Linked DNA regions of Homo sapiens: region 2 is linked to region 1. Evidence: read pairs that join two places in POLR2A ChIA-PET (ENCODE). Cell type or tissue: A673. All regions are shown on one strand.

Region 1 (8,000 bases):
AGTTTAGTCCTGCAGAGACAGAGACCATCAAAGAGCTAGGCAAGCAGAAGAGAAAGGACACCAGCCCAGACTTACAGGAACCCTGTGACTGATTCACAGAGGCATTTTTTTGTGTGTTTATTTTAATTTTGTTCTTATTCAAGTAACATTAGAATAAAAAATAATCCAACTATAAAAAAATAAAATAAATAAATAAAAGTGGCAGAGAACTTGGCCAAATTGTGTTCCAGTGTTTTGTGGAAATTAGACCTTTTGATGATATTTAGCTGAGGGGATTTCTAAACAAAGAATTAAAGGTACAGCCAGTTTTCTTCTTGCTACTGTGATAAAATGAAAGGAGACAGATAAATGGAAGAAGAAACAACTAAGCAACTAAAAAAAAGTAACACTTAATGATTTGGAAGATTCTCAGCCTATCCAGATAGCATGCTCTGGACACAGTGACAAGGGGGTGGCTGGACAATCATTTGCTAAAGATATTAGGCATGTGACTCATGAATCCAATCAATCGATCTCAGTAGAAGTCAGTAATAGAGATGTAGTTAGTCAGAAATGATCTGTAGAAGACTTTTTCTGATGGTGCAAACCCTTGTAAATTGCACAAGATTTTTGAGAATTTTACCCAAGCAGAAACATTGCTAGTCTCGAGGAAAAGAGACAGAGACAGGATGAAATGAAGGAAGAATAACTTTGCAGAACCACGAATGTAGAGTCCAGCTGGGCTGCCAACATGGGCCCAGAGGACACAGGCCCAGGAGATGGAGCTATCTTCTCCTTGGCTCCGGAAAGTGGAGCTACCACCCAGGCCTGAGAAGGTGGGGTTGTTGCCTGGGTGGGCCTGTAGGATCAGTCCACCACCCCAGTGTGGGCCCAGAGAACAGAGCAAGGTGGCAAAGAGGATGATTCTCAAGCGTCAAAATCTAATGGAATTTGTCATGCTATGTTTCTGACTTGCTTGGGATACAAGATCCCCTTCCTTCTAATTTCTTTCATCTGAAATGAGAATGTCTATCCTTTACCTGTCACCATTGTATTTTGGAAGCAGATAACTTGTCTGTTTTTCCAGGTTCACAGCTGGAGATGAACTTCTCCCCAGCATGATTCATACCTGTAATCTTACCCATTCTTGATTTAGATGAGATTTGGATTTCGAGTTGATGCTAGAATGGGTTAATACTTTTGAGGATGTTGGGTTGGGATGAATGTATTTCTTATGTGAGAAGGACATGACCTTTGTGGGGACTGAGGAAGGAATGTGGTATTTACTTGTGTCAGCCCTGGAAAACAATGAGAAAAGATGTTTGCCCTGTTTTATTAATTTTTCATTGTTTTATAATAAAGTTTTAACTAATCTAGTTCAAAATGCTGCCAGAATCAGAAGTCTCTTGTAATTATTTGTATTTTCTATTCAGAATAATAACAAGTAAATAATTGATATTAGAATGAAATCCAGTACCATTGCTAAAATTATGAAACAAGCCCAAGTGAAACCCCTAAGCTTACTGCCTCTTTATACAACACATTTATCTTATAGAAACAAGGATTTCTTTCAAGTCACAGAACCATCAAAATGAAACCTAACATGATAGAATGACAATGATGATGACAACAACAGTAACAAATACAAGAGTAACATGGGCTCATATTCACTAAATCATGTTTGAGCATTTTGAGTTGGGATTTCCATAGTTGTTCTATGAGATCAAAAGGCCGCGATGCAAAGAACCAAACTCATATGTGCTGAATGACAACAAAGTAAGCACTTTTAAACATGGATTGCGTTCAATCATTCAATAAATGAACATTGACCGCTGACCACGTGCTGGACACTAGGGAAAGGTGATGACATCAGCAAAACTGCTATGGTTCTTAGATGTTTTTAGTCCAGAAAACAGACATTAACAATTTGTCATATCAACAAATATGTTTTAATTTCTGATAAGCATTGTAAAGGAATAGCACAGAATGTCACAAGTAAATGTAGAAAAGTGACCTAATTTAGATTAGCAGGTCAGAAATATTTCCCTGAGGAAAGCAGAGTTGAGGTTTTAGTGAGTACGGTTTAGTCAGGAAAGGAAAATGAGTGCCAGGCAGAGGGATTTTGTGCAAAGTTCCTGATTAGGGAATATCTTGGCATGTTTGATCCAGACTGAAAGTTCATGTAGTGAAGCTGAAATAGACTGGGTTTAGAGAGGGACAGGCAGGAACCAGATCGTGTAGAATCTTGCAGGCCATAGTGTGGAGACAGGATTTTTGCCTAAGTGCAATAGGAATATTTTTAGACTTTTGTGCAAAAAAGTGACATAATTCAATTTATGTGTGTGTGTTTTAAATCACTGAGTCTAGCACATGGAGAATGAATTGAAGACCACTGAAAATGATGACCAAGTTATTAAGTCAGCCCTGGGAAGAGGCCTGTCTTCAGCTTCTTATAATGATAAACTTGTTTGTACAAACATTTTTAAGGGCTGAGTGCATGGCACTTGAAAAACAACAACAAACAAGGAGGTGCTGGAAGTCTAAAATAATGATGTTTCTCCCTTATTCCCTCCAAATTGTATATGCTTTCAGACATTATGCTTTAAAATGACCTAGTGTAACAGTTTTGCAGCCAGAAAAGCAGCCTCTTGGGCCAATTCAAGTCTACTTAAAACATTTCCTGAAATATAATTCATATTGAAACTGAAAGCAACAAAGAGCTACCTACATACTAGGCTCGATTCTAGGAAATCAGTTGCTTTTCTGTTCTAGAAAAACAAAAACATGATTTTTTAAAAAAAATCTAAACTTGCAGCACACCACGTAAAAAAATTATGCAAGGATAACTAAACCACTATTCTGTTGGGTGCTTCTGCAGACACTCTTCAGATATCACATTCTTCCATTGGGGCCACCTGTGCTTCAAGGTCCAGACAAATTTTATGGCATGTGCAGCTACTGCTTAGATAGGAACTTTCCTAGACTTCTCAAAATGTCTATTCAATTTAAACCCTATGCTTCTGTCTTCCTGTGGTACATTTTTCCACAGAGTTTCCAAAGTCCAGTGTCTGCACTATTTGCAACTGTCATTGTTTTGGCAGTCTCCTCCTCTCCTGCAGCAAAATAGCTACTGAAATAACATATTATAAAAGGTAAAGCTGAGTTTTATTATTTGAACATTTGACCCCAACACGCTCAGACAGGGAAATGCTCATATTTGTAAAACCTCATGATGTGTCTATTGGAGCGGACAGAGAAAATATAAGGATTGAAGTACTAGAGGAAACCTAATAACAAATTATGCCAAATTGCTCTGTGGGAGAATTTTTATTTGCTCCTAAAAGCAAAGTAGTGGGTAGGAGAAAAGAAGATAGAATGAGGAAGAGGACAGAGTGAAGGTAGAAATGCGGAAAGGGGATATTCTTCAGTATAGTGAGAGCTTGAGGGTCCCCTCAATTTGTGATGGGCAAAGGAAACATAGGAAAAACACGGCTGCCCATATGCATATCTTCAGTAAAATTTATTACACCCATATGTGCTTTTTTGATTGTCTTCCATTTGAGAGTGAAGGCTACAGAAGGTGCTATATCCTGCTTTCTCAGATTAAATAATTACCCCAACCATCAGAAAATGAGGTCACCTTCATCATTACTACAATAGTCGTACAGCAAGAATCGGCAGTGGCCCAGCGTGGTCTCAGCATGCCCTTGAAACCACCCAAATATTACAGGAAAATAATAAGAATCAGTCCTCAATTTGCTTTCTTTTCCTTTGGGAGGGCATGCAGTTTGAGATGGTATGCTTGAGGTAGAAAATATGTTTTGTTTCAGTAGGTGACTGCTATGGTTTGGATGTGGTTTCTGTCTGTCAAAGCTCATGTTAAAATTTGATACCGCATGTGGTAGTGTTGGGAATTGAGGCTAGTGGGAGATGTTTAGGTCATGGGGGCAGATCCCTCATGAATAGATTAGTGACCTTCCACTGGGGCCAGTAAATTCTCACTCTTGCAGGAGTAGATTAGTTCCCAAGGACGCAGGTTGTTAAAAAGAGTTTACCTTCCTCAGTATTTCTTCCTTGCTTTCTCCCTCCCCACGTGATCTCTTTGCACACACTCACCCCTGCTTCTTCTTTCTTCCATGAATGGGCATAACACAAAGCTCTCATCAGATACATCTGCCCAACCTTGGCCTTTCTAGACATCAGAATCATTATCCAAGTAAACGTCTCTCAATTGTTTTTTAATAAAACAGGGATTCTGCTGTAGCAACACAAACAGTCTAAGACAGTGACTATGTCTTAGTCACTAAGGCTGTGGAAACCTCACAATCATGGCAGAAGGCAAGGAGGAGCAAGTCACATGTTACGTGGATAGCGGCAGGCAAAGAGAGAGCTTGTGCAGAGAAACTCCCTTTTTAAAACCCCTCAGATCTCATAAGACCCATTCAACTATCATGAGAACAGCAAAGGAAAGGCCTGCCCTTATGATTCAATTATCTCTCACTGGGTCCCTCCCACAACACGTGGGAATTAAAAATGAGATTTGGGTGGGGGACACAGCCAAACCATATCATTTCACTGCAGCCCCTCCCAAATCCAGTCCTCACATTCAACACCAATTATGCCTTCCCAACAATAGCCCAAAGTCTAAACTCATTTCAGCATTAACTCAAAAGTCCATAGTCCAAAGTCTCATCTAAGACAAAACAAGTCCCTTCCACCTATGAGCCTGTAAAATCAAAAGCAAGTTAGTTACTTCTGAGATACAATGGAGGTACAGGCATCGGGTAAATACAGCCATTCCAAATGGGAGAAATTGGCCTAAACAAAGGCGCTACAGGCCCCATGCAAGTCCAAAATCCAGCAGGGCAGTCAAATCTTAAAGTTCCAAAATGATAACCTTTGACTCCATATCTCACATCCAGGTCACGCTGATGCAAGAGGTGAGCTCCCATGGTCTTGGGCAGCTCTGTACCTGTGGTTTGGCAGGGTACAGCCTCCCTCTGAGCTGCCTTCATGTGCTGGGATTGAGTGAAGCTTTTCCAGGCGCATGGTCCAAGCTATCAGTGTATCTACCATTCTGGGGTCTGGAGGATGGTAGCCCTCTTCTCACAGCTCCACTAGGCAGTGCTCCAGTAGGGACTCTGTGTGGAGGCTCTGACCCCACATTTCCCTTCCACACTGCCCTAGCAGATGTTCTCCATGAGAGCCCCACCCTTGCAGCAAACTTCTGCCCAGACGTCCAGGCATTTCCATACATCCTCTGAAATCTAGGCAGAGGTTCCCAAACCCCAATTCTTGACCTCTGTGCACTGGCAGGCTCAACACCACGTGGAAGTGGCCAAGGTTTGAGGCTTGCACCCTCTAAAGCCACAGCCTGAGCTCTACATTGGCGCATTTTAGCTATGGCTGGAGCAGCTTGGAGGCAGGGCATCAAGTCCCTAGGCTGCACACAGCATGGGGACCCTGGGCCTGGCCCAGGAAACCACTTTTTCCTCCTAGGCCTCAGAGTCTGTGATGGGAGGGGCTGCTGAGAAGACCTCTGACATGCCCTGGAGACATTTTCCCCACTGTCTTGGGGATTAATATTCAGCTACACATTACTTATGCAAATCTCTGCAGCTGGCTTGAATTTCTTCTCAGAATACGGGATTTCCTTTTCTATCACATTGTCAGGCTGCAAATTTGCTGAACTTTTATGCTCTGCATCCCTTATAAAACTCAATGTTTTTAACAGCACCCAAGTCACCTCTGGAATGCTTCGCTGTTTAAAAATTTTATTCTGCCAGATACCTAAATCATCTCTCTCAAGTTCAAAGTTCCAAAATCTCTAGGGCACGAGCAAAATGCCACCCATCTCTTTGCTAAAACATAACAAGAGTCACCTTTGCTCCAGTTCCCAATAAGTTCCTTATCTCCATCTGAGACCACCTCAGCCTGGATTTCATTGTCTATATTGCTATCAGCATTTTGAGCAAAGCCATTCAACAAGTCTCTAGGAAGTTCCAAACTTGGTACAGCAATTAGGGCATTGTGTTCAGAGAAGAATTTATGGCCAGGGCTCCAGTGCCTCAGAGGTGAGCTACCATGAAACAAGCCAGGGCCAAGTACAAAGAGGTGGTAAGATGCTGAGATGCCATTAACAGTATATGGACTCAGAAATGGGGGACACAGAAGCCCATTCATAAGACATGACTACTCAGTGGGTTATAGGAGCTCAGGAATTAGGTAGGAGTCAATTTGTTGATCTTGCAGAACTACAGTGTGTTGGTCTTCAGAGGCTGAAGTGTTGTCTACAAGTCCCAGTGTACTTTGAGAACAAATAGTGGCCTGAGAAAGAGACTGGGGCCAACTGACCCAGCTAGAGAAAGTTCAGGTTGAAGAAGGGAACACAGCAGAGCAGGGCTTTGCAGTGAGATCACCTATTCAATATCCCCTTCTGCAGACAAGGAAACTTAAACACTAAATAGACATTTTCTAAGAAAAAAATATTTTTAGCATTTGTAATGTATTTCCAAATACATTACCAGGTGTTACTTAGGTTTTACCATACTTTTACTGCCATCAGTAATGATCATATGTTTTTGTATTTCTCTGTCAAGAATGTCATGTATCATAAACTTTACAAGTTCTTCATTATTAGGAAAAGTATTTATTTTGCATGTATCTATAAATGGCATTTTTTCTTTACATAAAATTCGACCAGGTGTGGTGGCTCACACCTGTAATCCCAGCACTTTGGGAGGCCGAGGTGGACGGATCACCTGAGGTCAGGAGTTTGAGACTAGCCTGGTGAACATGGCAAAACCCCAACTCTACTAAAAATACAAAAATTAGCCAGGCAAGGTGGTGTGCACCTGTAATCCTAGCTAGTAGGGAGGCTGAGGCAGGAGAATCACTTGAACACTGGAGGCAGAGGTTACAGTGAGCCAAGATAGCACCACTGCACTCCAGCCTGGGTGACAGAGCAAGACTCCATCTCAAAATAATGATGATAATAATAATAATAATAAAATTCTACATCACCAGATCATGTTTTCTATAGCATTAGGGATGAGAAGCTTGATACTCCTTACATTATAGGTAAATAATAGTCCATTGGAAAACTTTTAATTATCTTTGGACTTTGGAAACTGCACCAGGATAGATATAAATATGTCTTTTAAGATAATGTTCTTATGGTATTCTTTAATTATTTTTGGGAATCCTTTTGCTTCTATTCCTCCATCTGGAACTCCTATAATGCAGATAATGCACCTCCTGGATTTATTCTCTGTGTGTTTTCTTTCATGGTGGGTCTATATTCATTTACTATGCTTTTGAGGAGAATTTCTTGATCTAATTTTCTTAACATTAATCAGTTTTGAGCAGCATTCATTCTTCTCATTCAGTACCTGTTTTGATTTTATATCCAAATAATTGCATCTTTTCATTTTTGAGACCAGATGATATGGTTTGGCTGTGTCTCCATCCAAATCTCATCTTGAATTACCACATGTTGTGGGAGGAACCTGGTGAGAGGTAACTGAATCATTGGGGTAGGTCTTTCCTATGCTGTTCTCATGATATGTGAATAAGTTTCATGAGATCTGATGGTAATATAAGGGGCAGTTTCCCTGCACAGGCTCTTCTTTCGTCTGCCGTCATGTAAGATGTGACTTTCACCTTCTGCCACGATTGTGAGGCTTCCCTAGCCACATGGAACTGCAAGTCCAATAAACCTCTTTCTTTTGTAAATTGCACAGACTCAGGTATGTCTTTGTCAGCAGTGTGAAAACAAACTAATTCACCATGTTAGTGTTCACAAGATGTTCCTTTTATCAGGAGAGACTTCTCTTTTAATCAGAGCAAAGGTACATCTATTCTCATATAGGATATGACTTAAAACTCCTTAAATAGCTGTCCTGCTCCCAATATGATCTCTTCTTCAATTTGGCAAATTTATCCTGATTGCTTAGCTTAGTCAGGATCTTCTGAACTACTGATTTACTACATGTGTCTAAGTATATATTTGTATGTTTGCT
Region 2 (8,000 bases), 1.0 Mb before region 1:
AATTGACTTTAAAATATACAACAAATTCATTTTAGCAATTGTCCCTGGGGACCTAGAAGGAGAATGAGATTGGGGTGGCAGGAGTGGAACATTAGCTAATAATGCTTTATTTTATTAAAAATAATTACTGAAAACCAATACAATAAAATATTAACAAGTTAATTGAGGGGGTTGGGAGTCTAGCGCTTATATTCTTCTTTGCATGTTCTTAATATCTTTAAAATTCCCTTTTTTGCTTTTGTTAAGGAAGTCACAGTTTAATTGGCAGTATATCTATAATGGTACATGAAATAATGTCTGATTTCTAAACATTGACATCCTACATTAGATGAAATATATTAACTATCAAGCTTTGATATTACACTATAAAATTAATTGGAGAAAGTCACCCCTCTTTGTTTCTTTTTTTTTGTTGTTATTAGGTGCCCCATATGATCTGCAGGAATTTTTTTTCTAGGCTTTGATCATTTTAAATGAAATCAGAATTTGTTAAAGTTCAGTTAACACTCAGCTGTGAACCCTACGGTACTGGGATCTTTTTCAATGGGAGATCTTTAAGCATTATTCCAAACCATTCTATGCTAATTTGTCTATTGATAATTTATGATTTATTATTAAATACATTAAATTTCTTAAAAAGAAAAATCAAAGAAATAAAGGAATTAGCAGTTGAAAGCAAGAAAACCTATTCTGAGCATCATCCATACTTCTTGGCAACCAAAACAATGAAATCAATGCCTTGGGTTAAACAGTTCCCAATTGTCCACCATGTTACCAGGAGAAAAAAACCCTTTATCATAGGGTTAAACTTTGGGAAGGATTTTCCATAAGAATCCTAATATAAAGGTTCTTGAATGACATGATGTACAAGGTCTTTGATAGCAATGTGACCCAAAGTGCAAAGATGTTTTACTAGTCCTGTTGGTGCCCCAAATTGGCTCCAGGTAAGTAATCTGGACATACTGTGAAATTATAATTCCGTATAGACAGTTCAACTTAAGGGGTTAGAGTGATGCAATTCAAATAGATGGCTTTCTTCTGATCTGGCTTAACGTAAATCTTGAAAAATCTGGATGAGTAAATGTTTAATATATCCTCAGTTCTCAACCACTCTTCTTCCCACAACAGACAATATCATAGGGCAGGACATCCTCCCAAGGGTACACTCAATATTATGTACAGTTCCCACACAAGAAAGCACATCATAATCTTAGTGAGAATGATGTTCTCATAAGGTCAGTTATACTCAGTGTGCATAGTTGTCCTAGTGTGAGTATGAAACCAAATCATTCACAAGTACCACTAGTCTGATTATTAGTAATAATCCACTTGTGATATAGCTTTTCTTTACTGACACAAAATATTGTTTGACACCATGGTTGAAACATTGGTCTTAGGCCAACACTCTCCATTATCTGTTGTTGCCAAGCCTTTGAGAGGTGTTTTATGTGGGCAAAAGGTCCCTTCCTATCTCTTTGGTCAAAGCAAAGGAGGAGTACAGATGACTGAGAGAGTGATCACGCTACTGTGCCCACCTACGAGGTAGAACTTGTTCCTGGGTTGGGAGATGTTTTATGACCAGGGTGCAGTAGAAAGAGCATACAGCTAGCAGTAAAGAGAAGTGGTCCTGATTGCAGCTCTGCCTCTAACTTCCTGAGTAACCTCAGGCTAGTCACCCAGTGACTGCTCCCCACATTCCTTTTTGTAAGCTGCCATGACTGAATCAGACAATAGCATCTAAGTTTCTTCTGAACTCTCATACTCAGGGAAGCCAATGATGTTGGCAGGATGAGCTACATAGTTAGTAGGACCCAGCGCAAAATGAAAATATAGGGATCCTTGATAAAAAATTAAGAATTTCAAGATGCAACAGCAGAGCATTGTAAACTAAGCGCACAACCCTTCTGAGATCAAGGCTTTCTGCAACTGCACAGGTCATAGCCCTTGAAGCCAGCCTGGTGTCAGCTTCCCATTATGAAGCTGGTCTGTCATTCAGGGCTCAGAAGTTGGATCTTCCAGGCTGAAAGTGGAAGGAGAGCACATGTTGTGCTAGTCACAGCCAGAGATAATGCAAAGAGGACTTAACAAGGGCCCAGGCACAACACAAATTGTTATGAAGAAGAGAAGAGGGCCACCTAGGGACTTAACACAAAAATGATCCTCTGTCCACATCTCCTCTCCAGGTTTCAGTCATGGTAAGGACTGTCCCAGATTTCAGAGCCTTCAAAGAAGATCTTAACTCTAAAACCTGGGCAAAGTCTGGGATAGCAGTTTGTGTGCCACCTCACTCTCCTGTCTCTTTCTCTCTGAATAAACATCTTTTATCAGGAAGCCCAGCAGAACACAGTCAAGAAGAAGGTAGGTGACTGGTATTCCCATCTTGCTGAAATCGCAGCCACTTGGGGTCAGTGTGATAGCAGTGGTGGCTCACGTCTTGAACATAAGAGAATAGACTGTATTGTCAAGGTACTGATGCAACACACTTCTGCCCTACTTGGTGCATTGTCTCAGGTCTCAGCACTCACAATGGATGCTCTTAATTCTACACAGAATCCCCAAATGTCAATGAGGATCACTGGCCAGCCATACCTTAGTTCATGGAGGGTAGTAGGGATATCAACAAAGGCCCCACCTTCCACCACCCAAGTGCTTCCAATCAGAAGGATGAGCTTGGGTAATTTTGTGATGCGTGACAGGATGGTGTCAGCAGACAGGCCAAATCCACATTCAGTATTTCCCATCATGAGATCTTTGGTGTCAGGTAACATTAAAGAATGAGAGTGGTGAAGAAACACCTCTGGTGAACCACTTTCCAATAGGCTGAGAATGCAGCTTTCAAATCACTTCCAATACTTGGCTTAAAGAAACTGGAAAGCTAAGTGAAAGAGAGAGCACAGAGCAGGTCAGAGTACCTGAGATCCTGCTCTCAATTCCCACTTACAGGCTGAATGACCAACGGAAAGTCATTTGTCCTCCTGTATTTCTGTTTTCCCGTTGAAAAATGGCAATAATAAGTAATAATGCTTGCTTTGTGGGGACCCTGTGACCAGAAAATGAGGCAACCTATAAAACACACATTTAAATAGAACATCACTGCAGGACTTGGTGGCTCATTCCTGTAATCCCAGCACTTTGGGAGGCCTAGGAGGGTGGATCACCTGAGGTCAAGAATTCAAGACCAGCCTGGACAACATGATGAAACCCCATCTCCACTAAAAATACAAAAAATTAGCTGGGTGTGGTGGTGGGCTCCTGTAATCCCAGCTACTCAGGAGGCTGAGGCAGGAGAATTGCTTGAACCCGGGAGGTGGAGGTTGCAGTGAGCCGAGATCCTGCCACTCCACTCCAGCCTAGGTGACAGAGCAAGACTCCATCTCAAAATAAATAAATAAAAATAAAATCACTCTGCAACTAGTGGGTACAACCTGAATTTCTTTTTTTTTTTTTTTTTTTTTTTTTTTTTGTCTGTTGCCCAGGCCATTACCCAGGCTGGTGCAATCTCAGCTCACTGCAACCTCCACCTCCCAGGATCAAGTGATTCTCCCGCCTCAGCCTCCTGAGTAGCTGGGATTACAGGGGCCCACTACCATGCCCAGCTAATTTTTGTGTTTTTAGTAGAGACAGGGTTTCACCATGTTGGCCAGGCTGATCTTGAACTTAAGACCTCATAAGCCTCATAGATTCAATAAAATCAGTCATGATAATAATAATAATCATCATCATCTTTAGAGGTTCCCGTAAGGTACAAACTGCTATTATTTCAATCACCCAAAATGCCTTGTGGGGCCCTAAGGTTATCTGTAGAATCTAAAAAGAGACACATACTCAAATTAGCGAAGTCACATCAAAATTTGGAGAAGAAAAAAAGAAAAGAAAAGAAAGGAGGTTTAAGAGATTTACTCCACCAATCTCTTAGTAATTTTCATGCTCATTATCAGTAAGCTGTGTTTTTCTTACAAAAGAGCTACTTGGGCGTGCAGTGACTTGAGATAATTAAGAATGCATTTACATTTTATGGAGCCACTAATGCCCTCAGCATTCCAGGATCCTGCATTAGATTTGCTCATGGTACTTTCCTCCAATCAGTGAATATTAACATATTTAACCTGTATTCAGGCAGTAACCTCTCAAGACACTAAGACTTGATTCAGTGATGTCAAGAAGTCAAAAGGGGGTTTGTCAACAGAGAAAAGCCATAGCTACCCTCCAAATTCTGCTTCTGTGAGTATTTTTTCTACTCTTTTAATTGCTTGAAGGATCTCATTAAAATTTCCCAGTTAAAGTGAAAATTGGAAGGACCACAGAGCAACTGTGAAAGAATGGCTTTTAACACAATTTCCAAATGACAACACAAAAAAGGGATGTTGCCAACCATTGGTCCTCTAAAAAATGAGAATTCCAAGGAAGTGGGAAATTTGACCTGATGATCTTCTGAAGTCCCTTCCTACCCTAAGTTCTATGTAATGTACAAAGACCAGGATTTGCAATTGCCCCATGTCCTAGTCTTCTGAGGCACCTGGAAAACAAAGATCCAGACTCTACTCAGTGCATGGAAATGTCCCTGAACCTTACCTGGAAAGAAAACAGCCCTGCCAGGTAGCCCCTGAAAGATGTGTTTTGCAATGGCAGCAGATGGAAACTGTCCCCCACACCCCTTTGCAAATCTAGCAAGCCATCCTGCAAACTGACATATGAACCAGGGAGTGAGATGGGCTGAATTGTAAGCATGCCACTGCATTGCCACACCTCTTATTTGGGCAGATGCACATAAATAATTGAGCAAAATAAATTGAAGGCCAACACAATCAACACAGCATCAGGGAGTCAAAACCACCTGGGACTAGGTATGTGAAGAAGAGGGTATAAAAACAGAGTATTTAGAAGTCTTATCTGTCTGTGGTTCTAATTTTCAAAGTCAGAAGAGACGTGTCCCCTAGGAGGCTGGACCCTGCTTAGGAAGACATTTGGACTAGGCAATAAAATAATATGAAAATACCAAAAAATAAAAATAAGGAAGAGCAATAGGTATGTAACTTTACTCCGGGACTCCTGTGGTATCTCACAACACCATGCTTCATGAACCCCAAAGAAAGCAAAAAATCTAGCTAGTGTTATAAATCCTGGTCAGCTGAATTATTTCACATGTTGCAGCCTGACTTAAGTTATTCATCGCAGAGGCTAGCAGCTCCCTGATGCATCCTTCCATGTCACTGGACAGGGTAAAAATAATAAATTGGCCATTGTGAGACACTCTGAGTTTTGTGGGGTTGAGCAGAGCATATTTTATATTCTTCTCTTGCAACTGCCTCTTGTTGGTAGTAAATGGTTGCCAGCGCTGCTGTTTCTCAATAGACAAGTCCTAGAAGTAAAGATAATTCCATTTTCATTCACTCTTAGCTCTTCTGCTACCGGTGTTCTTCTTTGACACCGACAGGGCTGTACCTGTCTTCCTGGCCTGACGTAGCTCTTGTATGGTTTGCCACTTGCCAGAAAATCCACGAGCCACTCTAAAAACCTTTTGCCCCATAGAGACCACTCCAGTGAGTACAAATTGTCCAGTGGTATTTTTAGACGGTCTTCCTCCTTAGCTCATTTCTCTCCAAGAACAAACATATCGAGGTGTTGATTTGGCAGCAGCTCCTGAAAGACAATCCAGCTTGCTTTAAATTTTAAAGATTTTCAGTGTAATAGAAGATATAATAGCAACAGTAGCATCCTCTGTTACATTGAAATTAAACTACTACACTTTCACTGTTGGGGTGGCAAGTATAATTTCTATCACTTCTTTGGAAAGCAATACAACTAACTAAAGATAGCCAAAATGTCTATACTTTTTGGAACCAATAACCTCACTGAAAACAATTTATTCCAAGAGTATGATTCAACAGAAGAAAACAAACAACAAGTAATATATATGTGCTTGTTTCTTCCTGTGAAAACAACAACACAGAATTTATTAAACAAGTTTTGAAACAGTTGGCTATGTGGTAACATGGAACAACATTCTTCTATAATGTTAAAGAATAAAAGCTTAGAGAATAGTATATATTCTGTGACTCCAACTATGAAAGAAAACATAGATCTACATAGGGACAAAGATGATAAACATGCAAAAACAGGTGTTGAGTTCATGGATTATGTGTATTTTTCCTGCATTCAAATTTATCTTTATTATTGCTTTTTTATGTTCCCCCCTCCTCCCCCAAAAAATCTTAAAGGTCTTGAATATGCCCCTATCAGTATTTAACATTTCTTCTGAAACTGGGTCTAGATGACTCAATCTGCTGCAGTGTTTTGAACAAGATGTATAGCAAGGTTATTCTTTCCATTGTGTGTGTGTGTGTTTTTTTTTAACAGCCAGACACAGGTCTTTAATGGTACAGCTGGCTTCTTTGTTTGGGATACGTTACTTTCAATCATTTTCATGATCCTCTGCATGATTTACAGAAGCCGAGTGGTATGCTTTAGCATTTCCATGGTCCTTCTTCTCCACGGTCATGAGATTCTTAGGCGAAATTCTTTTAGTGCCATTATTCTCCATTTACAAAAGCAGAATACAGTGGCAGGAGCTGGGACTCTGGGAAACCAACAGCCAAGAATTCAAACTACAGCATACTGCAAAACACTCAGATAAGATGTCCCCATCATATTCTATCATTGGGCAAAATAAAATGTAAACCACATACTCAAAACAGCAAATATTGTGGGTGACAGTGACACTGGTATTCGGAAAGATGAATAAATGCAATTAAGAAGCCAGGCAAAGAAGTAAACATGCCATGTAGCTTACAAAAGACCAGCCACATTGTGTTTATTTTAATATTGTTTAACGGTAACACCTAATAAAGAGAGCATCATGATTGTGTGAACTAAATTTTCAGTCATAATGAATGCTACAAACTTAACCTCCCAAGTTTAAATAGGCCACAACGTCTTGGGAAAAATGCAAGAAGAATTATTTGATAAAGGTGACGCTTTTTCACACCTGAAAATAATGTTTTTCTTCCAGCCTATCTTGATCAACAGCCAGCAGCAACACATTGCAGATATAATCTCAAGACCTTGTGGCATGTACTTGTCACTACATGCATAACTTACTATGGACAGAGGATCACGGAGATTTTGAACATAATTTCCCACACGACAGGAGATTAAATAGACCACATTGGAAGAAGGCAAGAAGAAGCTAGGTCTCTGGAGTACCAAAAAGTAAACTTCAGCCAGTTCTGGAAGCAGATAAACAGCAGGAAATATACTTTCAGATGGGCTACTTTCTCAATAGTTCTTGCTTGCAAGAGCTCTAGGGAAAGTATGAGTTACTGGGTAAGAATGTAATAGGAAAGGGGCCAGCCTTGGGAAAATTTGCAATGGAAGAAAATCAGTGTCTCCTCATTTACTTCTTTCTTTCTCCTCTTCCTTTGTAATGCTACCTTTCTTGGGGTGTTCCTTCCCCTAGAATACCCTGCCTGTCACCCCACGAGAACCTGCTCTTGAGACTGCATTTCTAATACCTATAATGAGATGTTAGGTAAATGCCTTATCTCTCAGTGTATATACATATTAAGCTTTCTCTCTATGCTGTGTTTTCTTGTGCAGGAATATCAGACATTAATGAACCAATAGAGAAGATACTGGGGTGCAGAAGAGCTTTCCCAGTGTCCTGGGAGCCATTCTACACAGCACCCTGCAGCATGACTTTGGATCTGCTGTGCTTAGTTTCTTTACTTGTGAAAACAGAGTAATAGTAGCACCTACCTCACAGGATTGTTCTGAAGATTAGAGGGATTCTTTCATGGAAAGCTCTAGAGCAGTGCTTGAGAGATGGTAAGTGCTCCACATGTGTTAATCATTATTATCGTTATCAATATTTGATGTAAAAGCCTTTCTGAAAGAAATCACACAAGAATATGATCAGTTAAAAAATATACATGAATGAAAGTATGTTTGGCGCTGTCACAACACAGAGTGGCATAATGGTTAAGAACATAGGCTTTGGAAGT

The links. ChIA-PET counts read pairs that join two places held together with the same protein. Peaks named below come from ENCODE experiments on the same cell type or tissue, not always from the same donor. Only the 100,000 strongest peaks of a DNase experiment are listed, where the experiment ranks them.
Region 2: POLR2A ChIA-PET joins it to region 1 with 15 read pairs; 2 of 35 experiments call an interaction of 5 or more read pairs at or near these places.

Annotation. Positions count from the first base shown.
Region 1 is chr1:89,281,768-89,289,767 of GRCh38, reverse strand. It overlaps the pseudogene LOC100421401 and the pseudogene LOC729930. Among named protein-coding and RNA genes, the nearest start is that of GBP5, 13 kb to the right of the region's middle. In A673, no CTCF peak of the experiment used is centred here; no DNase peak of the experiment used is centred here.
Region 2 is chr1:90,281,446-90,289,445 of GRCh38, reverse strand. LOC105378849 (a long non-coding RNA gene) reads right to left here. Exons shown (of 4, transcript XR_007066216.1): 3 at 7,756-7,885; 4 at 4,216-5,640. LOC107985088 (a long non-coding RNA gene) reads left to right here. Exons shown (of 6, transcript XR_001738146.3): 2 at 2,184-2,358; 3 at 4,117-4,221; 4 at 7,010-7,323; 5 at 7,597-7,824. Among named protein-coding and RNA genes, the nearest start is that of LINC02787, 260 kb to the left of the region's middle. In A673, CTCF peaks have their summits at 2,017 and 2,223; DNase peaks (open chromatin) are centred at 2,095 and 4,005.